Linked DNA regions of Homo sapiens: region 1 is linked to region 2. A link is a loop called in an ENCODE intact Hi-C map of the cell type or tissue named here. Cell type or tissue: dorsolateral prefrontal cortex. All regions are shown on one strand.

Region 1 (5,000 bases), 510 kb before region 2:
ATGTAAGTTCATCTCATCTGCAAACAAGAATAATTAGACGTCCTCCTTTCCAATTTGGATGCCCTTTATTTCTTTGTCTTGTCTGATTGCCCTAGTTAGGACTATTATGTTGAATAGCAGTGGTGGTAGTGGGCATCATTATCGTACTTAGAGGAAAGGCTTGCAATATTTCTCAATTCAGTATGATAATAGCTGTGGGTCTGTTTTATATGTTGCTTTTGTTATGTTGAGGTATGTTCCTTCTATACCCAGTTGTTTGAGAGTTTTTATTATGAAGCGTTGTTGAATTTTATCAAATCCTTTTTCAGCATCAAATGAAATGATTATGTGTTTTTTTTTCTTCATTCTGTTAATATGATGTATCATAGTGACTGATTTGCATATGTTGAACCGTCTTTGCATCTCTGTGATAAATTCTACTTGGTCATGATAAATGATATTTTTAATGTGTTGTTGAATTCAGTTTGCTAGTATTTTGCTGAGGATTTTCGCATCAATATTCATCAAGAGATATTGGCCTCTAATTTTCTTTATTTGATATGAATTTGTCTCATTCTGGTATCAGGGTAATACTGGCCTCGTAGAATGAGTTTGGAAGTATTCTCCTTTTTTTTTTTTTTTTTTTTTTCCCAGAATAGTTTGAGGAAAATGGGTCTAGTTCTTTAAATGTTTGGTAGGATTCAGCAGTGAAGCTATTGGGTCCTGGGCTTTTCTTTGCTGGGAGACTTTATTATGGCTTCAATCTCGTTACTTGTTATTGGTCTGTTCAGGTTTTGGATTTCTTCGTGGTTCAATCTTGGTGGATTGTGTGTGTTTAGGAATTTATCCATTTCTTCTAGATTTTCGGATTTATTGGCATATGGTTGCTCATAGTAACCACTAATGATCCTTTGAATTCCTGTAGTATCAGTAGTAATGTCTTCTTTCTCATCTCTAATTTTGTTTATTTGGGGTTTCTCTCTTTTTTCACAGTCTGGGAAAGTCTTACCAATTTTATCTTTTCAAAAAACTAACTTTTGGTTTGTTGATCTTTTGTATTTTCTTTGTTTCAGTTTCATTTATTTCTGCTCTGATTTTTATTTTTATTTTATATTAATTTTGGGTTTGGTTTGCTCTTGCTTTTCTAGTTCTTCAAGGTTTATCATTTGGTTATTTATTTGAAATGTTTCCTCTTTTTTCATGTAGGTGCTTTTAGCTATAAACTTCCCTCTTAGTACAGCCGTCACTGTATCACATAGGTTTTGGTATGTGTTTTCATTATCATTTGTTTCAAGAAATTTTTAAATTTCCTTGTTGATCTCTTCATTGACCCACTGGCCATTCAGGAGCATATTGTTTAATTTCCATGTGTTTGTATAGTTTCCAAAATTATTCTTGTTTTCGATTTCTAGTTTTATTTCATTGTGGTCAGAGAAGATTCTTGATATTATTTCAGTTTTTTGAATGTTTTAAGACTTGTTTTGTGACCTAACATATGATCTAATCTCGAGAATGTTTAGATCATTCATGCTATAATGATCAGATCCTCTACATGCTGAGGAAAAGAAAGTGTATTCTGCAACCATTGAATGAAATGTTCTCTAAATATCTATTAGGATCATTTGGTCTGTAGTAAAGATTAAGTCTGACGTTTCTTTATTGATTTTCTGTCTGGAAGATCTGTCCAATGATGAAAGTGGGGTGTTGAAGTATCCAGCTGCTATTTTTTTTCTCTCTCTTTTTTTTGAGACAGAGTCTTGCTCTGTCACCCAGGGGGCAGTGCAGTGGCATGATCTCAGTACACTGCAACCTCTGCCTCCCGGGTTTAAGCGATTCTCGTGCCTCAGCCTCCCGAGTAGCTGGGATTACAGGCGTGCACCACCACGCCTGGCTAATTTTTTTTGTATTTTAGTAGAGACAGGATACGGGGTTTCACCATGTTGTCCAGGCTGGTCTCGAACTCCTGACCTCAAGTGATCCGCCTGCCTCAGGCATGTATATTTACAATTATCGTATCCTTTTGCTGAATTGACCCCTTTGTCATTATATAATGACCTTCTTTGTTTCCATATTTACAACCAGTAAACAATACAGTATTAAATTTGCAAGTACAAAATTTGTTTTGTTTTTGGTGATATCTTCTTGTCTGTTTTAAACACTGGTAAGTAGTTTCTTGTATCTCAGACTAAGTACCCCATTTTTTTCTTATGCTATATACCTAAAGGTAAAAACAGCAGTTTTTGTCAGTTACTGGTTAATAATATTTTATTAATTTTGAAGACATAATATGTTAAAGCTGTGTGAGGAAAGGCAAAAGAATGGCTTGGAATTGTGGAGTGTCTATCTTAAAATATTAGGGTTTTTGGTATTCTTAACTTTAACCACAAGAGGTCTCCAAAGGATTTGATATTTTGTGAATTACTGTTTAATGGTTACTAAAATCTTCACATTTCTTTTTATATCTGAAAGTACAGGTTTATTTACTTTGTATCATATTGTGACTTAGAACAAATATTAGAGATGATAGTAATCTAAAATTATTACTCCTAAATAATGATACACTATCAATTTTTCTTAGATTATTTATTTTTATTTATGTAAAGTATGTTTGTAAGATTTCAGCCTGTGTCTTAGGGAATCAGTCTTACTATCTTGTTACACTTTCTTTTGTTGTAAAAATGTAGAGAAAGAAACAAATGGAAAGCAATAGTCTCGAGCCCTTTATCAATTGCAGTTAAGGTTGCTTTAGCTTAGAAATGTTGTATGTTTATAGAAATGGTTGAGAGGAAAGCTTTAGAAAGCGATAAACAAATAATATTTACTAGTTCTCAAGGAAACTGACTTTTCAGGTGAATCAGGTGAACATCACAAATGACACTCAATTTTGCGTTCAAAGAAATGAGAGCTTCCTGAGCACTGGCATAGCCAAGGAAGGCTGTATGAAGGAGGTGGGGTAGGCTGGTACATTTGCAGAATAGAAGGCTTTGAGTTGGTAATGGGGAGGGGGGAAGGGTATGTTGTGTGTGTATGGAAATGATATGAGGTCTGAGGCACACAGGCTGGAAATATTAGAGAAGTGTGAAGACAGAAGGGAGATTTCTCTGATTAGAGGGAACTTTCATGTTGAGAATTGAGAAAGAAAGGGTGAAGGCCTATGAAATCCAGCAAACTGGTATGGATTCCTGTAGAAGGCAGTAAGGTTTCTGGGAAAAGGAATGGCATGATAGAAGGGAAGAGATGAGTGTACTGCCTAGATGGGACAGTTGAATTTTAAAAATAAATATTTCCCTAAAGGAAAAAGCGGATACAGAGAAAAGAATCAGATCAAGGAGCTTAGAGAATGCCAATAGTTGGGAATAGGAGCAAGAATACAAACAGAAGGGGAGGAATTAAAGAGCTAGGTGGAGAACCAGGACAAGGTAGGGATGTGTAGTTATAATTTGTCACACGTGGTATAACCAATGATGTGAGCTAATTTTTTACATTATTGACTCTGTTATAGTTTACTGAAACTGTATGACATTCAGAAAGATACTTGGTTAAAAACTAGCCTTAGCTCATTGATATCATTTGAAAAAGACATGTGGAAGAATGTCCTGTGGTACCACAGTGACTTTAGCTATCTGACCTTTGAAATAAATGCTTGAACACATAAGTGCTTCCTCAAAGATAGATGTGTATGCTGCAGATTTAAAGAAAACATTGAAATCTTAATGTTGGGGAATAAGAATAACCTCTACTATGTTTACTTTCAGTGTTAGAAATACCTTATTATTATGTCTTTTTGGCCACAGAGAGCCTTACATCATCTGAGGTTTAACCAAAAGTATTATCTAACATGATTCTTTATGCGGAGGCATAGTACCACCTGAATGTCACTTATGGTGACACGTGTTTGAAATTACCATAGTAGCATTTTCATTTTGTGTTCATCTCTTATTAAATTAATTTATATAGTAGAAATCACTTATTACTTTATGTTATTGTACTTTGACTTTCAAGTTTTTAATGGAAAATATTTAGCAGAGTTTTGGTGCCAAAATGAAGTGATAACTGTGAGACTATATAATTATCAGAGGAATTGTTATGCAAATTAGGTATCTGTGTTATGACTGAAGTCCAACTTCTTTCTAATGTCATTTGAATTAAACATTAGTATAAAGGTTTCAATTTTTTTTTTTTTAAAGAATGAGAGTAAAAGAAACAACAGGTCTTACTCATTAATTTGGTTAAGAGGAAGTGCTTCACACATACGAAATGTTATTAAGTGGTCGGTACTTGATGGTACCAATTTCGTGATTGCAGTGTTACAGTTCTATCAAAGTTTAATAAGCTCAATTCTGTGGGTTCATATGAAGTCATTTCAATATAATTCTTAGATATTTAGAGCCAAGTAAATGTGGAATGGCATACCAAACAGTGGGTAGCATATAGATATGAATAACATGGTGCCTAAATTAGGTGGGAAGGTGGGACTGGGTAGAAAGAGGGCATTCCAGGAAGTGTGGTCACAGGATGAGAAAAGGGAATTGGGAACATCGAGTTGACTGGAGTGTTAGGAAAATATGGGTCAAGAGTAGCCTGCAACAGAATGTAGTGCAGAAGAGCTGTTCAGTGAGTATTTGCTGAATGATTATGTTTAAGGCCAGAGAGGAAGACTGGAGCTGTTTCATTGAGGATGCTGGCTGGGCACTAGTGGGAGGAGCTTATACTTTATTTAGATGTTTCTCAAATTTGGCCTACCAACCTTTTAATTTACTACTTTGTGTTAGAATTTTCTTATTTAAATTTGTTAAATTATAATTTTAAAATTTACAAAGTTAATACATGTTTGTTGTAAAAGTGAAAAAAGTCTATTTTAAAGGAAAAAATAATTCTTGCTAACCTCCTCACCCATTTCACTTAAATTAGTTTTATTATAATGTGACTTAAATATTTATAAACTGAAAACTTAGTGCTCTAGGTTTTATACCTATTTTAACAGGAATAAAGTCCAAGCAAAATTTGAGATTAAAGTAAAT
Region 2 (5,000 bases):
GCCCCAAGGTGGCGCCGACGCAGGCAGGCCAGCGGTGGTGGCCGGTGAGCAAGGCGAGCGGGTCCCCTGCAGAGGCTCTCATCCCAGGTTTTAGCCAGCACAATCTCCCCTGGAAGAGGGTTTCAATGTTAAAGTTTTGAATAAGGTCTCTTCTCCTCAGAAGAGTTGAAAACCACCTTGGTTTAGGAGGTTGTCTCTAGTTCATGAACATGAGGAATGCAAACCTGTGTACCCCAGACCTGTCAAGGCTGATTTGCATATATCATGATCATTCAGTGCCTTTGCCTCAGCTTCCCAGTTTACAAACTGGCCCGAGTCTAAACTAACTCTACACCACAATTTAAATTCTTCATCTTGTGTAGTCAAGACAGAAAACAGTAGTATGTTTTTCATTTTCTTGAAAATCATTAAATTAACCCCCCACCTCTTATTTCTGAGCTCAACACATCCTGAGTCCTTCTTTATAAGCTCTTTGTTCCAGATTTTAAAATTATTTGTGTGATTTTAATCCACTCTGCAGTATTTTCACTTTCCTTTTAAAACCTCTGGCCACTGTTAGGAATATACTGTACTTATTACACTGAGAAAATTACTCTCATAATTCTCTTTAGCCTCAAACTGTGTTTATAGAATCAGATTTTCCCAATGTCCTAGAGTTCCCTTGGCCATGTATAGTAAATTACTAATTACTACCCTGCTCTCCTGAAAGAATGAATATCATTTCTAAAATGCCTAAGCTATCAACAGGGATTCGTTTTAAAGTGCTAGAAAATCTGATTTATTGCTTTGCAGATGATTTTTCTGGTGTATGATCTAGCCTCATTAATGCAAACTAGTTTATTCAGACTGGAAACCACAGTTTCCAGATCCCCGTCTCAAATGGTCATCAGTGAAGGGAGATAGTTCCAGGCTCTGCAACTGTTTGACATTTCAGCCTTCCCTTCCCCAAGCCAGCAGCCACTAAGTCACTGATAGCTGCTTTTTTCTTTTTTTCTTTTTCTTTTTTTTTGAGATGGAGTCTCACTCTGTCACCCAGGCTGGAGTGCAATGGCACGATCTCGGCTCACTGCAACCTCTGCCTCCTGAGTTCAAGTGCTTTTCCTGCCTCAGCCTCCTGCGTAGCTGGGATTACAGGCGCCCACCACCATGCCCAGCTAATTTTCGTATTTTTTAATAGAGATGGGGTTTCACCATGTTGGTCAGGCTGGTCTTGAACTCCTGACCTCAGGTAGATTCACCCGCCTCAGCCTCCCGTAGTGCTGGGATTACTGGCATGAGCTACCGTGCCCAGCTCGATAGTTGCTTTATCTCAAGAGGTTGAGTGGTTAGAAAAGCAGTTTAAAAACTCAGGCTTTAGCCAAGAGTTTAGCCTGGATCTAAGTCATGGGCCTGCCACTTGCTAACTGTCTGACCTTGGATAAGATACCTAGATTTTCTGTACCTGGACTTCCCCATATGCAAAATGGAAATCATGATAGTAAATATGTTGCAGTATTGCTATTGACGATTAAATGAGATAATAAAGTAGCTAAAATGTGGCCAGGTGTGGTGGATCACATCTGTAATCCCAGCATTTCGGGAGGCCAAGGCAGGTGGATTGCTTGAACCCAGGAGTTGGAGACCAGCCTGGGCAGCATAGAGAGAGCCCCATCTCTAAAAAAAAAAAAAAAAAATCTTAAAAATTAGCTGGGCATGGTAGCATGTGCCTGTAGTCCCAGCTACTTGGGAGGCCGAGGTGGCGGGAATCCCTTGAGCCCAGGAGGTCAAGACTGCAGTGAGCCATGATCACACCATTGCACTCCAGCCTGGGTGACAGAGTGAGACTCTGTCTCAAAAAAAAATTACCTAGCATGGGGCAACCTCTCACTGTCTTACTTACAATTACTTTAGGATTTTGTTTGTTTTTTGTTTTTTGTTCTTTTTTTTTTTAACTGATCCAGGTAAAATGCTAATTTTCCTAATTATTTATGAACATGTTGAGTAGAGTCAATACAATTTTGGTAAAATAGACTCATCTCACAATAGCATCTCTCCCTTGGAAGACTCTGGCATCATCGGTGGACAGTGTTTTGCTCCTAAGCGTGTGCTGGGTGCCACACTCCATCCCTTGACAGTTTTTGTCTTGTTCCTGGCCAGAACTACCCGCTTTTTGCAGGTGGTTTCTGGACCTCAGTTTCCAGGCCCAGCCTCTCCTAAGGGTCAGTAGGGCGTCCCCAAGGGGGGCCCCTTGCAGATGGACGCCCTCCTCAAGCCTCTCTTGGTTTCTTTTGTTAATGTTTCTTTCATGTGCAAACCCACCCAGAAGTCTGCTGCTCCGCCTCCACTGCAGAGCGTTGTTTGTTGAGTTACTCAGTAATTCTTTTTGAAGGAACAAGAGCTATGGGCTCCTTTTCAGAGAATGAAATATAAACGTCTTGCATTTTCTGAGTGCGCCACCTTTGAGAGCAGGGCGGTTTCTTCGTTCGAATCCTCTCTCTCCACATCCCTGCTTCAGGAATTGGAAAACAAAAACTAAATTAGACGCTGTTGCTTTGATAACTTCAATAAGTACCTCGGGGTCTCTTGGGTGCCATGGATTCGCTCTCCTGGCGCATGAGGCTTCGTGCGGCTTCGTGTCATAAACATGGGCAGGCGACATCCCTCCTCCAGGCCTGCGGGCTCCACCCAGGGGCCCGCGCCAGAGCCAATGCTGACCCGGGAGCGCCATCTTGTGGGCGCCTCGATTGCTGCCTCCGAGAAGGCGCTCGGGTACGTCTTATTCCACCGTTTCAGGACTTGGGGAAATGTAGCCAATAATTACATGCCGGACAATTACAACATAGCTGTCAGCCAGACATTAGGAATCACTTATCTCTGGATTTAAATAGGGCAAATGTCTTTTTGCTGCTTTAGATTTCTTTCTATTGAGGAGCAGCTACTGTATTTTCAACAGGGACTTTTGAATGACCAATTCTGTATTTTACATGCATTTGTAAAAAATAAAATCATTCTAGGTAGTACATCAGAAGATCTAGATTTCTTTTACTTCTTGAGATTTTTTTTTTGTGACCTTTTTTTTTTTTTTGATAGATAAACAAAGGTAATGTAAGGTCTTGCTACTCAAAAGGTGGACCCCGGGCCAGCAGCATCAGCATCACCCGGGAGCTTGTTGGAAATGCAGAATCCTTATCTCTGTTCCAGATCCCCTGAATCAGAATCTAATTTTAGCCACAACCCCTAGTGAGCCCTGTGCACATGACAGTTTGAGAAGGGCAAGTATAAAGGACTACGAAGGAGTCAGAAGGACTGGTGTTCTTGTCCCAGCCCCTCCATTTCCCCATGCTTCTCATCTCAGCCCATGTGATCACCTCTCTTCAGCCTGTGTGGCCGATATGTGACGGGAGACCATGAGATTATGGTTCCTGACTTGTCTGATGCTGGGTCAGCTAAGGAAGGATTAAAATTTTATACACGGCCGGGCACCGTGGCTCACGCGTGTAACTGCAGCACTTTGGGAGGCCAAGAAGGGCAGATCATTTGAAGTCAGGAGTTCGAGACCAGCCTGGCCAACATGGCGAAACCCCATCTCTACAAAAAATACAAAAATTAGCTGGGCGTGGTGGTGTGCACCTGTAGTCACAGCTGCTCGGGAGGCTGAGGTGTGAGAATCCATTGAACCTGGGAGGCAGAGGCTACAGTGAGCCCAGATTGTGCCACACTCCAGCCTGGGCAATAGAGTGAAACTCTGTCTCAAAAACAAACAAATAACAACAAAAAATTATATACTAAAGGTCACTTTGTACATTGTAAAAACCTGTGCAAATGTAAGTGAAAATTATGGATGGCAAAAATTCTTCCATTTCATACTCCACTATCAGAGATTCTGCTTTGCATTATATCAGAGTCTGATTTATATCATCAGCAGCAAAGCAACTATTCAACTGCGACCATTTGTCATGCTTCAAATAGTGTCTTGGCAGATTTCATTAAGTCCTTCAAAGGTCCCTCTCAGACCAGTCTTCCCAGAGTTCAAAATAATAAAATTACATTATGCTTTTCTTAACAAGACCTTTCCCACATTTGCCATCCTGGGGCCCCAGAAGCGTCCCCCACCCCACTCCCCCCTCCCCCGTTGAGCCCAGTATGGGGCACAGTAGGTACTCACTAATGCCGGTTGATCAAACCACTAATTGACCCTCAGCACGGTCTAAACAGTAACCTGATATCCTTCACACTAATCGTGCATTTATGATAATCAGATTATTTGTATCATTAGAGACCTGACATAGCTACATGAGGACTCAGTTGTCTCACTAATATATGTGAAATATTCATTAAGGAAATAAAGTCCTGATGGCTGAGAATGTAGTGCACAAAGATTGATGAAAGTGAGAGCATTAACCGTTTACAAACATCCCTTTACCTTGAAATGAGGGAGAGAGTGGAACCAAAGGAAAGAACACTGGCAAACTATTACTCTCTTCTCTTTATGTACATTTTAAAAAACTAATAGCAAAAAGGTGTTTGGCAATAAATAGGTGAAATTTTAGGAAAACATCATCTGAAGCCTTAATATTGATGAGATATTGACATCTATGTTGCTCCTGGGCCCCAGTGGCTCTTGTTTCTGAAGAATTGGGACTATGGTCAAACAGTGAAAAGTAAAATATTGGCCGGGCGCGGTGGCTCACGCCTGTAATCCCAGCACTTTGGGAGGCCGAGGCGGGTGGATCATGAGGTCAGGAGATCGAGACCATCCTGGCTAACAAGGTGAAACCCCGTCTCTACTAAAAATACAAAAAATTAGCCGGGCGCGGTGGCGGGCGCCTGTAGTCCCAGCTACTCGGGAGGCTGAGGCAGGAGAATGGCGTGAACCCGGGAAGCGGAGCTTGCAGTGAGCCGAGATTGCGCCACTGCAGTCCGCAATCCGGCCTGGGCGACAGAGCGAGACTCCGTCTCAAAAAAAAAAAAAAAAAAAAAAAAAGTAAAATATTGGGAATAACTTATTACACCATCTGCCA

The links. Hi-C counts contacts between places; a loop is a spot of excess contacts. Peaks named below come from ENCODE experiments on the same cell type or tissue, not always from the same donor. Only the 100,000 strongest peaks of a DNase experiment are listed, where the experiment ranks them.
Region 1: it touches region 2 in a loop (12-fold over the local background); 58 of 110 quality-filtered maps call a loop at or near these places.

Annotation. Positions count from the first base shown.
Region 1 is chr5:80,684,596-80,689,595 of GRCh38, forward strand. All of the region lies in intron 8 of MSH3 (mutS homolog 3), which reads left to right. Among named protein-coding and RNA genes, the nearest start is that of DHFR, 32 kb to the left of the region's middle. In dorsolateral prefrontal cortex, CTCF peaks have their summits at 2,359 (motif pointing right) and 2,566; no DNase peak of the experiment used is centred here.
Region 2 is chr5:81,192,525-81,197,524 of GRCh38, forward strand. All of the region lies in intron 18 of RASGRF2 (Ras protein specific guanine nucleotide releasing factor 2), which reads left to right. Among named protein-coding and RNA genes, the nearest start is that of CKMT2, 38 kb to the right of the region's middle. RefSeq lists enhancers at 1-65, 66-572. In dorsolateral prefrontal cortex, CTCF peaks have their summits at 2,713 (motif pointing left) and 2,919; a DNase peak (open chromatin) is centred at 2,677; H3K4me3 peaks cover 875 bases; H3K27ac peaks cover 1,585 bases.